2 separate regions of the Mus musculus genome follow, and region 1 is linked to region 2. Evidence: chromatin loops called from intact Hi-C (ENCODE). Cell type or tissue: heart. All regions are shown on one strand.

The links. Hi-C counts contacts between places; a loop is a spot of excess contacts. Peaks named below come from ENCODE experiments on the same cell type or tissue, not always from the same donor. Only the 100,000 strongest peaks of a DNase experiment are listed, where the experiment ranks them.
Region 1: a loop joins it to region 2, with 2.6 times the contacts of the local background. A loop is called at or near these places in 2 of 42 quality-filtered maps.

The regions. Positions count from the first base shown.
Region 1 is chr9:79,514,885-79,522,884 of GRCm38, reverse strand. It overlaps Gm10635 (predicted gene 10635), which reads left to right and starts at 3,583. Exons shown (of 3, transcript NR_045336.1): 1 at 3,583-3,965. In heart, no CTCF peak of the experiment used is centred here; a DNase peak (open chromatin) is centred at 4,064; H3K4me3 peaks cover 417 bases; H3K27ac peaks cover 2,544 bases.
Region 2 is chr9:79,712,614-79,720,613 of GRCm38, reverse strand. Col12a1 (collagen, type XII, alpha 1) reads left to right here and starts at 1,892. Exons shown (of 66, transcript NM_001290308.1): 1 at 1,892-2,195; 2 at 5,143-5,250. The coding sequence starts at 5,178. In heart, CTCF peaks have their summits at 3,495 and 5,974; DNase peaks (open chromatin) are centred at 1,893 and 5,973; H3K4me3 peaks cover 4,955 bases; H3K27ac peaks cover 5,084 bases; H3K27me3 peaks cover 651 bases.

The sequences.
Region 1 (8,000 bases), 200 kb after region 2:
GCTTAGCTGGCTGCAGCTCCTTTCCTGGTCAGTGGCTTGCTTTGTTTGCCGCTTCCTTGCTTTCTACTTTCTCAACACCATCACCACTTGTCATTGTAACAATGTTTGCCCGTCTCATTATGATTTTTGCAGTTCCACTGAAGAAAGGTGCAAATGCAAGACCAGACGCTTCGTTGGAATGCCTGTGGCTGGGAACAGCACAACCCTCTTGTATCTGTGTACATTCAGTGACTCCTTCTTGGTTGTAAAGTGTCTCTGGCTGGAGAATACTTTCCGAGGGCCAATGCTTGCCTCAAGGCAGGCTGTCATCTACTGTCTTTCATGCAGATTCTTTGCCAGTGGGAATTTTGTAATCTCTCTGGTGCTCAATAGTGCTTCTTAGAAATTCCTACCCTCTGCTTGAACATGCATATAGGTGATACAAATTGGACAAGGTAGCAAGTCCCTTTGTCTCTTCATTTTATAGATGGCTTACTTCTTGGTTCAGATCTAGGGCAAGTTGCAGAGGCTATCTTATTTCTAACTCAGAAAATCTATTCTCTTTTAGTTGGTTCTTAATACTAACTGGTGGCCCTCAGAGGTTTCTATGCTGGTATACATAGATTGAGAGATCGTCTGTAGAACTTGGCCTCGTGAGGGTCCCTAATACCAAGACAGAATTTTGGATACATATGAGGTAAAAAATACCTTTCTCCCAAATCCGTTTGATATTAGATCACCATGAAACTTTATAATTTTCTTATGTATAGGGGAAGAAGAAAAGCTGTTCAGTGTTCTCATTTTAGCAGCTGTTGACATGCAGAGTTTGTGGAATTATCGAATTGTAACTCTCATGATTCATGTGCTTAAAAGCCACTGAATGGGGGGGGGGGAGCAAATCAAGGGAAGTTCTGTAATTTAAAAGTTTTTTTATCTGACCTTTCTCTTACCTTCGTTTGCATTCCGAAATGCTGCTTCTTTTTATTTCATTCCATTTCTTTTGAAAATATTTTTATTGGATATTTTCTTTATTTACATTTCAAATATTTTCCCCTTTCTAGGTCTCTCCTTCAGAAACTCCCTATCCCATGTGCCCCTGCCTCTATGAGGGTGCTCCCCGACCCATCCACCCACCCACTCCCTTCTTCCTTTCCTGGCATTCCCTTACACTGGGGCATCGAACACCCTCAGGCCCAAGGGCCTCTTCTCCCACTGATGTCCAACAAGGCCATCCTCTGCCACACATGCTCTTCTTATGACACAGATTTGTTCAGCATGCTTTCATGTCCTGCTTCTCTCCTTCTTAAAGGACCTCCGCCAAGAAAAGATACGCCTGCATTCATAACAGCCAAACCTAAAGACTGCTCACATCAAGGGTAGTAGAATCAAACCCAATATGGTAGGCACAGTTTGGTGCATTTGATTCTACACTGTGAAAACCATAGTACAGAGGAACTTGGATCATAGTTTTGGAGCTGAAACTAACTTGTATATTTTGAAGAGTTTTGTGTGATGGCAGGTCATAGCATTTGCTGTCAAAGCTGCCCTGAAAAGCAGTCAAGGCATAAGATTATCCCATACTGGTTCAATCATCCCATCCTATCTTCATAAACCCTGTCCTCATTGTATTGAAATTCAGTGTAAATGTTCCCTAATCTGACTTTCTCATTTTAAACCAGCTTTTAGTTAGCAGTAGACCTAGGCTATAAATATCAAAAATGGGAATTTGGCAAAATGTGAATTACCTCATTGATGGGAAAACTAGCACGTTATTAAAAGTTCTTAGAAGTCACTTGTATTTCAGCAATGCTCACAGGACAGCCTTTGTGTAAATGGGTTTCAGGATATAATTACTGAATTTATTTGAAAATCACATCCAACAAATATAAAATCCCATCAGTTCTCTATAAATTTTAATGGGGTTGACTCTCAGCATAGAGGTACATGAAAAGGAAGGGGATGAAATCATTGTTCACTTTAGCCTGGAACAAAGCGTTGCTTTCCACAAGTGTTTAAATAAGTCACCACTTACAAACCTTTCTAGAAGGAATATGGTGAAGTGAGCCTGTTTCTAATGAAGCCTTTACAAAACTCTAACTTTGCGGTAAGAACTTTTAATCTTAGTTTAACGAGCTGCTGTTGTATGTGTTCATATCCTCAATTCATTCTCACTTTTGTGTGCATGTGATAGATATGCCTATGTGTAGGAGTGTCTATCTACAGCTATGGATGTGTAAAGAGATGTAGGTCAGAGGAGGACAACAGATGCCTTCCACTGTTGCTCTCCAACTTATTTTCTGAAACAAGTTCTCTCATTGAACCTAATGCTCACCATCCAGGCTATGCTAGCTGGTCAACAAATACATAGGTTCTACCTGTCTGTACCCTACAGCTGTAATGAAAGGGGCATCTAGCCCTGCCTGGTTATTCACTTTCATTTAGACAGTACCTGTTTCTTCGTGTGTGTGTGTGCGTGTGTGTGTGTGTGAGTGTGTGTGTGTGTGAGTGTGTGTGTATGTGTGTGAATACAAAGGACAGCCACAGTTTTGGATGTTATTCCTTAGGTTTATCTTACTTTTTTGAGACAGGACCTTTCATAGCCTTGGACCCAGCTACGTGTGCCAGGCAAGATCGAGAGATGATGAACAAATGCTCATGGCAGATGATTCTTCATCAATCCCATGTGAGCACAGCTGGGACTTTGTATTCATAGGTTCAGGAGGAAGACTAGTGTATTCAACTTGCTGACCACTCACCAGTTATAACACACTGGAAATATCAAAGGGTCAATTGCTTAGTGACGTTTCAAAAAAAGCTGAGAGGATGCACATGGCTATTTTTAGAACTCCTTTTCTCTGGCTCTCCAGTGCTTCTCTCTATTGCAGTAAAACTTGCATTTCTGTGGGAAGTAACCACCACATCTAGCCTCGATGAGAAGTGGTTCCCAGATTTTCCTTTAACTGCAGGGGACATGTCAATATACTCCACTTGCCCAAATGCATTCAGTGTGTGGCCCTCTGACCCATGCATGCCACCTGGATGCTGACCTTAAGACTTAGCGCATGTGTTAAGAAGTAGGAAATATTAAGAGTTCGTATTTTCTCAGAATGGTACTGTGCTCCCCAAAGCCGCTAAAACCCACTGACTACGCATCACCACACTAGGAAACTATTAACATTATCCTAATTAAATTTTTTTTGAAATGGGGGCTGTATACTGATGCCTCTGACAAAACTGGGAAAGTTGAGTGGATTATACTTTATAGCCCTCTTCTGTTCACAAAAGGATGCCAGAGCTGAAAAAGAAAACAACTCAAAGTTTCTTAAACCACTGCCTATCTTACCCAAAGTGACTGTGGTGCACCACCTACCCACCATCCTATCTGCATAGCACTCTGCTGTCTACATCATACTCTGCTGTCTACATCATTTCAGCCACCAGTTTGTCTTCTCTGTCCTCTGAGTATTTCCTTCCCTTCCCTTCCCTTCCCCTTCCCCTCCCCTTTCCTTTCCCTCCCCTCTCCCTTCCCCTCCCCTCTCCCTTCCCCTCCCCTCTCCCTTCCCCTCCCCTCTCCCTTTTCCCACCTAAACTCTCCCGTCTTCTTCCCCCTTCCCTTCTCTTCCTTCCCCTCCTTTTCCTTCTTCCTCCTCTTCCCCTCCCCTTCCCCTCCTTTCCCTTCTTTCTCCCCCTCCCATTCCTCCTTTCTTCCCCCACCCTGCCTTCTCTTCCTTTCCCTTCTGTCCCCGTTAAGATTAAATGCATGTCCAGGTTAGTCCAGGTTGTTTCACAAACAGCTGAAGATGGAAACTGAGAGATACCGATGTCTGATTCTGGGGAAGTCGCCACTCCCAGAGAAAGAACTATGAGAAAGACTGCACTGAACATGGTGCCTGCTCTCTTGTGTGAAGTGGAGACAGAGTGAAGACAGTTCTCACTGACCTGGCAGGATGAAGAGGACTTCCCAGACAGAGCTATTACTAGGTCCTGTGAGTCACCAGCTCTTTGACTTTGGGAGGTACAGGAAACAAACATGGCAGTTCAACTCTGGGAATTTGTTTATCTGTAGATTGAGCTGCACTTAGACTTAAAATTCAGTAGCTGGGGCATTGGGCTGTGGAGAGCAGAGCCTGCTTTTAGCCCTTAGGAATTCAGGGCACTTGGTGGCTATTTGTGGAGGCAGTGGTGCAGGGGAGGTGAAAGAGGGTGTCCTTGAGAAACAGGCTCTGTAGCCAGGTTGTCCGGACAAGAATTTCTGATCTGTTATTCTTATATTTGTGACTTTGAGTGCCTTGCTTAACTCATGCTTGGACATCTTTCTTGTTAAATGAGGCTTGCTAAAGTTTTTTCAATTTGAACAGTGTGTCTCTATAATCCAGTGCTAACAACGCTAATAAAAATATTGGCTAAAATCTGAGGAAAACTGTAGAACAAAACCACCTTCCATTGGGAACAGTTTATTTGTTCTTTTAGTGTCTCCTTCTGAGTACACAGTAGGTGCCTAGTGTGCTCCCAGTAGGTAGACAATATTTGATGCAGATTTTCAAGAACAACTTAAGTAGTATTGACTTCAGATTTACAGCTTTCTCTGCTTCCTTTTATTCTTTTTTTTTCTAAAATGCTTAAGCGTATAGAGAAATGAAAACAGGGATTTGTGCTCCAAGAACCAAACAAAAAATCCCAGAAAGGTGTGAAGAGTCAGGGCTTGATAATGAAAGCTACAGGTACCCAAGGTTTCTTACAGGAAGCTCAGATGCATTTATCACTTCAAATTAAGCTCCGACCAGAAATAGTGAGCATGTGGATTTAAGAATGTGTGCGTTGTAACCTACATTATGTACATATTTATCTGCTGCAGAGTCCATCTCCTTTTCTTGGTTAGGAGTCAGTAAACACTGAAAGACAAGGTTTTCTTCGCCTGTGCCGGCTTCGGTTGCTGAGCTGGGACATTCAGCAACCTCGATGAAAAGTCAGTTATTGTACCCATTGCAAACTTTAATTGTGCCAGGGCAGTGAGGAGATTTACCATGATCATAGCTGACAGTTCTGGCTTCGTGTAAGCAGCTTCTGACTTGCTGGACCTTGCTTAAGTAGAAGCTTGGTTTTGTTTTCAATTTTAGTTCTAATATTTTCTTTGTTCAGAACCAATTGTCCTTCCCCAGATGGCTGGCTGTTCTTTCTATCGGTCTTCTAAGTAACCTTGAGAGACTTTTACACAACTCTGCCTCAGCCTGAGTCACAGGACTGCCGTGCTCCGTACCAAGTTTTCCTTGCCCTGGAGGCCTTTGGCAACAGCCTTTCTGATATGAATACCATTTGTATTTTGCCTACAGTTTTAATAAAATCTTTCTGCTGGAATCAGCATTGCTCCTTCCAAGTTGTTGCTTGCCTAAGAATGTGATGCCAGTAAGTGCCACCATATGAGAAAGCGTCTTGCTAAACCTGTGTCTTTGGGTTTGGGGACCCCGTAGGACCCCAGGTCTGGGCTACTCAGGCTCAGCTGAATGCTTTTATAAGTTGAACTTTTTTTTTTTTTTTAAGAAAAACATTTTTAAAGGTCTTTTTAACAAGTACAGGGGTAGACATTTCTGTAAGTAAGATAATGAGAAGCAAGTCATTGATATTTTCCTTGACTTTTGAAACCTCACTTCAACCGACAATTTACATGCTCACAATCTCCAGGGAAGTGGAGAGCTGCTGCAGTCTGCCGGGCTGGACCAGAGGGGAAGAAGTGCTTGTTTGTTTGAACACTCATCTGGCCAGCTTGCTGGTCACCCACTCTTTCCCCATCCTCTGCTTCTTCCTCCCATGCCAACGGAGGAGAGCCTTGCCCAGGAAGCGGTAGTGAGTGCATCAGCTCACAAACGCACACTCCTTAGCATCTGAGAAGGGACGAGAATAGACCCAACCCTAAACCCATCCTGAATGTGTCTAGCTAAATATCCATCTTTGCTTTAAAAAATAGAATCATTAGTGGTATCATGGAAATCAGTTTGGGTAATTTTTTTCTCTTATTTTCAAGGTGAAAGATACCGTGTGTTCTATCTGTAAGACAATACATGTTTTGTTTTTCAAAACCATATCCAGACATTAGAGGGGGGGGAAAGTATGAAAACAGAGTTAAAGTTGCTTCGTTCCGAGGATCTCGAGATAGTCTTTCCGGATGATTGGGTTTTTATGCTGTTTCTCAGGTTGTGCTCGAAGAGTCCTGGGTCAGATGATAGATTATGGTTTCTTTTCTAATGAGAAGAGTGTAGCTAGGAATTGCTTTTGAGAGATGTTGGCTTAAACAATGTTGAGCGTGTTTCCCTCATCTAGGCGCCTCAGGACATGAAACATCTGGTTATATTGTAAGGAGCTGTGTGCAGTACAGCTCATACTCATGAAACTGGACTTCTGTTTTTCAAAACAAAGATCTTGAAAATGCTAACCATTGAGCATCTGCCCATATACTAATATATTTTATACAAGTAGAATAATACAATTCAACAAAGGCTTTAATCCTACTTTTATATTAGTATCAATAATAATGAACAGTTACCCATATTCAGGAACAGTTCTCTGCTCGATTGTTACAAATGTTGTTTGGATATTCTCTGTACATGATACTTGTTACATAAGGAAATTTTCATATAAGTTTCTATTGTGCAGTGAGCATATCTATTCTCTCATACCAAATTACCTTCAATTTTCACCCTTTCTCTCCTTTTGGTCCCTGGGTCAGTTTTCATGTCATATATACATATCTGATTCCATTTACATAAAATCTAAGTGCCAGATTTAAATGAAAACACACAACATTTTTCTTTCTGAGACTGCTCTAACTTGCTCTATTAAACAATATAACTTTGTTCTTTGGAGCTGAAAAAATCTTTATGAATTCATACCACATGCTACATTGTGGCTATATTCTATGCAACAGAATAATCACAATATTTACTTGCAAACCTAATACCCCCAAAATGAGAAATGAAATTATTTACACTAAAGAATAGTTTATAATATCCATTAATTCATCAATAGTATTTTCAAAACTATGACAAAATTAGTAAGTATATATATATATATATATATATCCATCTATATACTTATATATCTACTATAAAGTGTAAAAATAATTCCTAAAAAGAAAAATAACATGTATGAATTACTAGCAGAATTTGCTCAGCCTCACACAATTGCAGGCATCTAAGGATACCATATTATATTGTTTAATTCATTAGACTGTTAAAGAATTAGGAGAGTCACAAAGCCTAACACTGGCAAATGTTTGAAAAGTTCATCAAGAAAAGTGTGAATTGGAATCATACCAACATTCTCACTCTCTCTGTGCAGATTTCAAGGAAGACAAATCTCTGTTCTCTGCTTTTCCTTAAGAATTGACCACATTCACACTTTGAGGAAATCTAGATCACTGAGAAAACTTGAGGCTCTTCAAAACCTTTGAGTTACCAGGAAAAATAATGAATTTTGAGTAAAGTATTGATTAAAACACATACTAATCTAGCTTTTTCTAAACAGAACCTTTCCACTTCCACTTCTAATGATTAGAACAACTTTATATTTCTAGAGTCTCCTGACCTGGCTAACTTGTCCCAACTGAAAATGTTTTTAATAAATTTAAGCAAATGAAAGGCATGTTTTAAAATTCAGGATTTCTACTCTGGGAAATAGTGGCTGTCTTCCTGCACATAATGCTTTTATGCCAATCATGTTTCCACAATGAGTGGAAGGTTTTAAAATCAGGGACTGGACAAGGCTGTCCATTCTCACCCTACTTATTCAATATAGCACTTGAAGTCCTAGTCAAAGCAATTAGACAACAAAAGGAGATTAAAGGAATACAAATTGGAAAGGAAGATGTCAAAATATCACTATTTGCAGATGATATGATAGTACATATAAGTGACCCCAAAAATTCTACCAGAGAATTCCTAAACCTGATAAACAACTTCAGTGAAGTAGCTGGATATAAAATTAACTCAAACAAATCAGTGGCCTTTCTCTACACAAAAGATAAACAG
Region 2 (8,000 bases):
AGGGATAGACACTCTCCACTTGTCCAGCTCTCCCTTTCTAGATAGGGAGTGTCATTGTGCTTGTGTGTGTGTGTCCTTCTATGGCTGGTGTAGTCCTTCACCTTCACAGTGGGGTGCTGGAACCATAGCCCTGGTCTGTCTTGTTGCCACCTTCCTTTACGTGTCTGGGGACCATACTGGACGCTTTTCCCTACATGTGCATGTCCTGCTGAAGAGCAGGCTTGGAAGCTGAGTTCCCTTCAGGCATGAAGAGGGGGCTCGCTGCTCCTGGGTGGCTCTGAGCATCACAGGGATGTAAAAGATCAGCTGTGTCGCATACATTGGTGTTTGCATCTTCCAGATGCGTTCACACCCTGGCTGGAGGGTCTAGGCAGACACCAGAACTGTGGAGACATGAGGGAAAAGCCTGCGCATTGTGTGGGCGCTTTGTGCAAGTTGCTCAGCGGCCTTTGAGTGGGCCCTGCGTGCTCCAAGAATGTGCAGAGGTGGTGGCCATTCTCATTTTTCTCGTTTCTTTTCTTCCAGGCTCCTCTCTTGCTCTGGTTAGCTCTGGCCAGAGGCCGCCCGTGCGTGGGGCAAGGCGCAAGGGAACTGGGAAAAAGCGTGCAGAGTTTTGGTCAATTCCAACACTAATGTGCCTAGAGCAGGGAAGTCAAATCTGCAGAGGTAAGATCAAGCATGGAAGAAAGGCTTAAGTCAGGTGTGCTCGCAACTTCTGCTACCAAGGGGCGGTCTACTCCAGGGTCTAGAGCCCTGTCCTGTTTCCAGTACCCACTAGCCCAACCCTGCTGAGGCGACGTCTCTGGGCTTCAAGGGGCGGGAAATTCGCGGAGCGAGTTCTGAGCTCACAAACGCGTGTAGGAATCCGTCTTCGAGCCCTTTCCGGATAACAACGTGTGACTACTGGACACTTCATCCCATGCGTCTTGTACAATTTGGCAACTTCAAGTGCCAGACTCCCACTGCGTCCAAGGGGTGGAGTGCCGGGAACCGGGGAGCTGCAGAAAAGAGCCCGTGTGCTGGCGGAGTATCCGGCTCCTAGTTGGCCTTCTCAGTAGCTCGCGCCTGCGTGCGAGCGTCCCCGAGCGAGCTCCTCTCCGTCCTTTTCACCTCTAGGAATTTTTTAGGGAAGAGCTGCCTGAAGCCCCAACGTGGGCCAGATTTTACTCTTAAACTGACAAGAAATTTCTAAGGAGAATAAAACTTGTTCTTAAGTGTCCCGTTGGGATGCCCCCGCCGCCCCCGCCCCCAGGTACCAATAACTTTCCTCTCCCTCCCTCCAGACTGAATCGAAGCCTCCCATCTCTATCCTGAAAAACTAGGTTAGACAGACAGGCCTGGGAAAGCCATCCTAGCCCTGAGCCGGGAGCAGGCAGGCGGCTGTCGGAGTTTTCAAAGTCGCGCCTTGGAGACTGGGAAAGACAGAGGCCCGCCGCGTGCACAGACAGTTAGTTAATGGAAAGCCTGTAAATCGGTTTTAAGTGCACCCAGGACAGAGGGGGAGGAAGGTGGACGTGGGGACGGTGGCGGCCGGAGATGCAATGGTGAGGGACAAAGGGGATGCCCATCCCGCTGCTCTGAAACGAAGATCCGTTCCCCACTTCTCCATTGTTCTTATTTTAGAAAAATAAACGTATTAAAGAAACTCGTTGGGTTAGGGAAACCCGAGCCCCCTAGCCCGCCCCAAGCGGAGGAGTCCGCGGCCTCCCTTGGCAGGGAACCCGGCTGCGGCTGTCCCCCTCTCTCCCTCCCTCCTCCCCGCCCCCGGAGGGGCATTGCTACTACGGCGATCGCCACCTCACGCCGAAGGAATGCTCGAAGTATGCACACGTTCCCAAAAGTAGACCTCCTTCACCGCCGAGGAGCATACATCACCCGTGGCAGCCTTCCACCTTCTCAGGCGTTTCGTAACCGAGTAAACTGAGAGCCGGGAACAGCCCTCTATTAAGTAGCCCGCGGCGCGGAGTCTCTTCCCAGTCGGCAAAGGCGGCCGCTGCAGACGCGTCCGCCCGCAGCTGCATTCAGTCCCCCTGCCTCCGCTCACTCTGCGCACTAGGCGCTGCTGCTGGGTGCTCCCATCGCCTTTTCCACACCGGCGGCCGCCAGGTGCTCCCGGAGCGCAGCGCCCTCCCAGGCCCGGGGGGTCCCACGCGCAGGCTGCTGGACGCCCGCTCCCTCTGTCACCTCCGGCTCAGGTCAGTCTGGCTTCTGTTCCCCACCCCAACCCCCACCCCTCGCGCCCTTTCCCAAAGATAACTGGGGAAAGTGGCTTCTTGCTTGCACCTTAACCCGGGGCTGGCAGAATGCCCAGCAGGGGCTGCTTGGCTTTGGAAGCGATTGATTAGTGTGCCCGAGATAGATCTGTGGCACAGGAGTTTGGCGGTTTCTTTGGAGTTTTGGAGGGAGAAGGAAAGGTGGCTTGCTTGTGTGCCAAGTGGGACTCAGTGTATCCATCTGTAGGGCAATGTCCTCTATAGTCTCTGTCGCTTTCAGTGAAGTGCACGGGCTGCATAGGTCGCTCTTTATAATCTGGTGGCTTTGCCAGGGACTCCAGGCTTGCAGCAGGGACTCAAGGCATTGCCAGAAAACGAAGTGAAGTACTGTACGCTCCGCGAAGAATTCCATGGAGGGCCAGTGGAAAGCGCTCCAGCTTGGGGAGACTAGGCGCTAGTGGCATCTCCAGATGCTCGGGGGAGCTGCCCTGGCTCCATCCTCCACTGCTTTCAAAGTGCTGCTGGGTTAGGCCAGCTCTCGCAGCTTCTGAGACTTCCTTTTTGGGTTCCTCCTGAATGCACTGGGATTAAGTTTTACCCAGGGTCAGTCAATGGGACCTTTGAGGAGGGTTCTCCTCCAGTCTTTGAGTGCACAGATCAGAGTGCGTGGAGTCAGTGCATTTGAGAGCAGTTGACAAATGGGACCTGCATCTGGCTTCCTCAGCCACCATCCCCTGACCAATTCAGATCTTTGGCATACACCTCCTCTCAGCTCCAAGGTTAGGGTCTTCTAAAGAATACTGGGGTAGGATTGGGGGAGGGGGGCGAAGAAACAAGTCTAAGCTCGTCCTTGGCTAGGTAGCCTTTATAGAAGACGTAGGTGACGCCTGGACTCTAGATGGGCCCACGAAACATTTGTGTGCCTGTGTGTGCGTTTGAAAAAAAAAGTTAAATTGAGAGAGTTAAGAAGTTGGCTCCTTCCAGCAAGGGGTGGGGGAGGGGCAAGTTGTCCGAAAGAGACCAGTTCCCATAGTGCCCCCACTCCGGGCAGTTGATTCATTTTCATTCATGAGGGGAAGTGAGGGAAATCCTACTGCCACGTAAGGGCTACCGCTTTCAGACATCTATGTCTGAGAATGCTCAATGAAGTGTTGCTAAGCACTCCGATAAATGTTTTGGCTAAGAAGGAGAGAGAAGTTTTTCTTTAAAACGTATACGAACGGAATTCTTGGCTGGCTGAGATGGCTGAGTTATTCATCAGATACCCCAAAGAGAAGTGATTCATTCTTGATGCTGAGACAGGAAGCCGATAGGTGGCGCACTAGACTAAGACTAGACTAACTCAAGTTTTTTGTTCACCCTTTTAACACCCCCCCCCCCCCCAAATACTGCACACCGATTTTTGTGGGTAGGTTACCACTCTTTAACTTTTCGTGAGCACAACTGCGGACTGCATTCTAAATTATCATATCAGCGTTATGGCCGGGTGACGACAACAATGAAGCATTTATGCTTTTTTAATCTTTACAAATTTTGACTAATGTAGGAAAGGGTTTGTTGTTAATTAGGGGGAGAAGACATTACTAAAACCCCTTAGATCCCAGAGCTGCGCCAAAATTTTAATATTGGCTTCATAAAAAGGAGCTCTGGGCAATTTGGCTTGCCTGCTCATCAGACATGTAAAATGCAATTTACACTCGGATGAGGAAAGCTGCCCTAACCCTCGTGCCAATGATTTGGAAAGGCAGGGTTGGAGACTGTCAGTTCCTTTTTTCTCAAGGAGAGCCCAACCTTTGGCTTATTTTTGAATTCCCAAACACAAATGGGGGAGTGCTCCCCGCTATTTGTCATGAGGCCTATGGTGTAGCCTTAAAGTTATGTGTGCACTTCTGAATCTCCTCGTTCTGTTTTTTGCATTTGGCCACAGACACCTTCCCAGTCCAGCTAATTGCTGGTAACTTTTGTTCCTGGATTGGATCATAGAATATACTAGGGCAGTCCTTTCTGCTGCTAAAACAGCTACTGTGTGTTGAGAAAGTAAAAAGGATGAGTGGAACTCTTTGCCGTTAAGGAAGAAATCTATTTGCAAAGGCAGGAAAAATTAAGAACCTTCTCACCTCTGGGGCTTGTATTAGTTATAATCGTCCAGCATTAAGAAATAGCTAAACACAAGGAAGAATTATTGCGGTTTGTACAATCTAAGAATGTTTGGGAAACAGACAAGGGCATTTTGCTTTTTCTACGGCTTCGTCTCTTTTTATTATGCATTTTAGAGTTGGTTCCCTCTCATCTTTGGTAAAGGTTTTATCAGATGTGAAAACGACACGGTTATCAGAAGAACTGGGGTTCATTTGAGCCTTCCTCATCCCTCTGTAATCTATTCCAGATCTTAAAGACATACTTGCATATTTTTAGTCAGGATAAACTGGAGAAAATAGAATAAATGAGGTTTATTATTATTATTATTATTATTATTATTATTATTATTATTATTATCAAATTACCCTGGGACCACTAAAGCACAGTTACCTAAAGAGGTTAGCAGTTAGGGAAAAACAGCCAAATGAAATACCCAGCTGGAAGACACATTTGGTTGAGTCAGGGATAAAATGACCTCTAAATTATCCATCACCTTGGCAGTATGAAGTCATGTGCGGTCTGGTCAGGCCTTTACAGGGCACCAGGCAGCAGCAGCTCCCTGGGGGAAGAATATTCTCTTTAAACTAGAATTTCCTACTAGTGCCCTGATTAAACCTATTGGAAGAGCTTGACTTCCATGGTTCCACAATGGGTCCATTATGTGCTGGGCTGGGCCCTGTTGTTTTATAGGCAGATTTGGCTCGGTTCTGGTCCATGTTTAGGCTCTAGTCTAACCTTGTTCGTGGCCTGCTCAGGCTGGGTTCTGATGGATCACTGCTTCCTCCTGCAGATCCCTTCATGAGGCTGTGAGCTTGAGGCCCAAACATGCAGACCAGGCTTCCCCGAGCGCTGGCCGCCCTGGGCGTGGCCCTACTCCTGTCTTCCATTGAGGCAGAAGGTAAAATGCTTTTACTTCTCCTATGACAAGTGAAACTGCAGAGTTCAAGAAAGGAAAAGACTTTCATCTCCTGCTTCTGTTGCTTGGTCTGTTTTCTCTGCACTTCTCAGGTGCTTTCTCTTCTTCAGAGAAACACCTGCCTTCTGAGGTGTGTCCGTTTCTGAACTTTAAAGGTCCAGCTCGTTTATTCTGCTTCCACTATTCTGTACAGTGCTGTGTGGTCTCCTTGCGCTTGTCTCTGCAGTGTGCTGTCCACACTGCCACCTGCACTGCCGCCTTCCTTGACGATCAGTCCCCTGGATAGGGCAACAACTGTATCCAGCTCTGACAAGAGGATTCCCGACATCTGGACACCAGGAACCTCAGAATATGGACACCTTTACAGGATCAGCAGCGGATCACCTGGGTCAGGACTGTGACCTTGGTGACAACATGAAATAAAAGACTCCAACACTGCCAGCCCCGAGCGTCTGGTTTTCCTTTCTTTTCTTTTTGAGCAGATTAGGTTGGGTAGGCAGACTTTCAGACAAAGGAGCCAACCTTCAAACTGCCAGTAGCTAGGGGAGGTGGGTGGGCGGGGGATGAGTGACAAGCAGAAACTGACCCCTAGTGGGTGCTCACTCGATCTAGAGGACCCTGCTGTTTGCGTTTGGTTCTAAGGTTTCTAAAGCACACGTCCCAGAACAACCCAGCTGTGGGGGAGGGGTGGCTCGGCTGGGTGCCAGGGTTTCCAGCCTGTAGGCGGCTGGGATCCGGGCACCCCTTTGGCTTGCTCTTGCGTTTGCCTGGCTCAGGGAGACCTGGCCGCGTCTAACCTCAGCGTCTTGGCACTAGGTGGTCAGGGACACCACAATGTGACTCCAAAAGCCCCGGCTCCTTGTACCCTGCCATCTAGAAAACTTTTGTTAGACTTTTAACCTAATTTCCGTTTTGTTTGATGCACTTAGTGCTTTCATGTCTCAGTATTTATCGAGGAAGCCACTTCCATGTAACAATCTTAGTGGCCCTTTCAATTATCATTCGGGACGTTGCAAACTAATCGTATTTCGCAAGATAAATGGGTTAATCTTGAAAAGTCCTTTTACCCTCTTCAATTAAAAAAAATGCCTTTAATGAAGTTAGGGAGATGTCTGTCCGCTCTGGAAATTCCAGGGTAGACTGTGTTGATACTAAAGTGGTTAGGTATGTAGGGCTGTTTCTTGACCATCCTGATTTTTAAAAAAAATGTTCTACTTCAAAACTATAGGTATAGAGAGTTAATGTTAGGGAACCAACCATAGCGCACTGCTCCTGGCCTGGCTTTCGTGACGAGTCTGATCTTCCCTCCTGAAGGAGTATTCTGATGAGGTGTCCTTTCAGTAATCCTTGCTGTGACGTCAGTTAGGAAGGAATTTTATTTGAGAAACTTCTGGAAGCACTACTGAAGATATTTTTAGATAAATCACTGAAGTGGCCTGTTTGTTGCCCATTAAGAAAATAGTTCTTTGAAAATAAAAGTTTTGAGAATTCTTAAGTATAGGGTTAGGTTGGTGATTATGCTAAGTGGAAAACATCTCTTAAGTGGTATTGACCAGGCAGCAAAATACAGTTAAAAAGGACATTATACGATATGTCTTTATTATTAGCTCATATTTTATCTTCTAACTTTATATTAATTTCCATATGATGTAGTTGGTTTTTCCTCAATCTTTCTTAAGCTCATGTCTCCTCCTCCTTTAGGCCAGTATATTTTAATAAATTCATTTTTGGATTGCTTTCTAGTTTGGCAGTGTCAGACAGAAATATGAGGCACAAATGTAAGTCATACGTAGAACTCCAACATTTCTTATAGTCATATAAGTAAAACAAAAGGGAAAAGAAGAAAAATTGATTTTAATGTAAAAGGTCTTAACACAATATTTTTGTTTCAACATGCAATTGATAGACACAGCATCAGCTAGCACTTCTGCATTTCTGTGCTAAGTTTTGGAAGCTGGACGTGGACTTTTTACACTTGTAGCACATTTCATTATGGACTGGCCACACTTCAAGCGCTCGGTAGCCACGTGTGGCTGTTTGCCCCTTGTTGGGCTGCTCAGCCCTGGTGTTAACTACTAACTAAATGGCCCCAGGAGCCTAGAGAAGGCTAACAAAATTTGTGGCCAAAGTCTTTCTGGAGACGTTGGGCTATGAAATAGAATTTTTCTCCCTGAAATCTTTCTGTGAGAGTATTTCAAAATTTCAGCTTGTCCCTCTGTGTACAGTCTTCTGGTAGGGTAGCCAAAGTTACTTTTTTTTAATTTTAATTTTAATTTTTTTGGTGTGGCTCATATATGCTCTTGTAGTTCTATGGATAATTTTTATTTGCTTTTTTTATATGCTGAAAGCACAGTTTTTTTATGTTAATTGAAATTATTTTAAAATTTACATTTTACCTTCAAAAAATCATAATAAAATTTTCACCGTGCTTGCATTTGTATGGTTAAATTATGTTACCATTCTAGGTTACTGTGTCCTATAGACGTAAACACAAAGGTGATTTTTAAAAATTTTTGTCTTAAGTGGATATTAAATAGACTAGCAAAGTTAAAACTTTCTCTAGTTTAAGATTAAATCTAGGTATGGACCTAGGTTGTGTGAGTTAGTCTGGGTTTGGGTAACATATATTAATAGATTTTTAGAAAAATTAGCTTTGCATTAAATAGCTAATGGTTATTATTCCTTGAAAACTGGACACATTTTTTTTCATTAATCTAGAATTTGAGATGGAT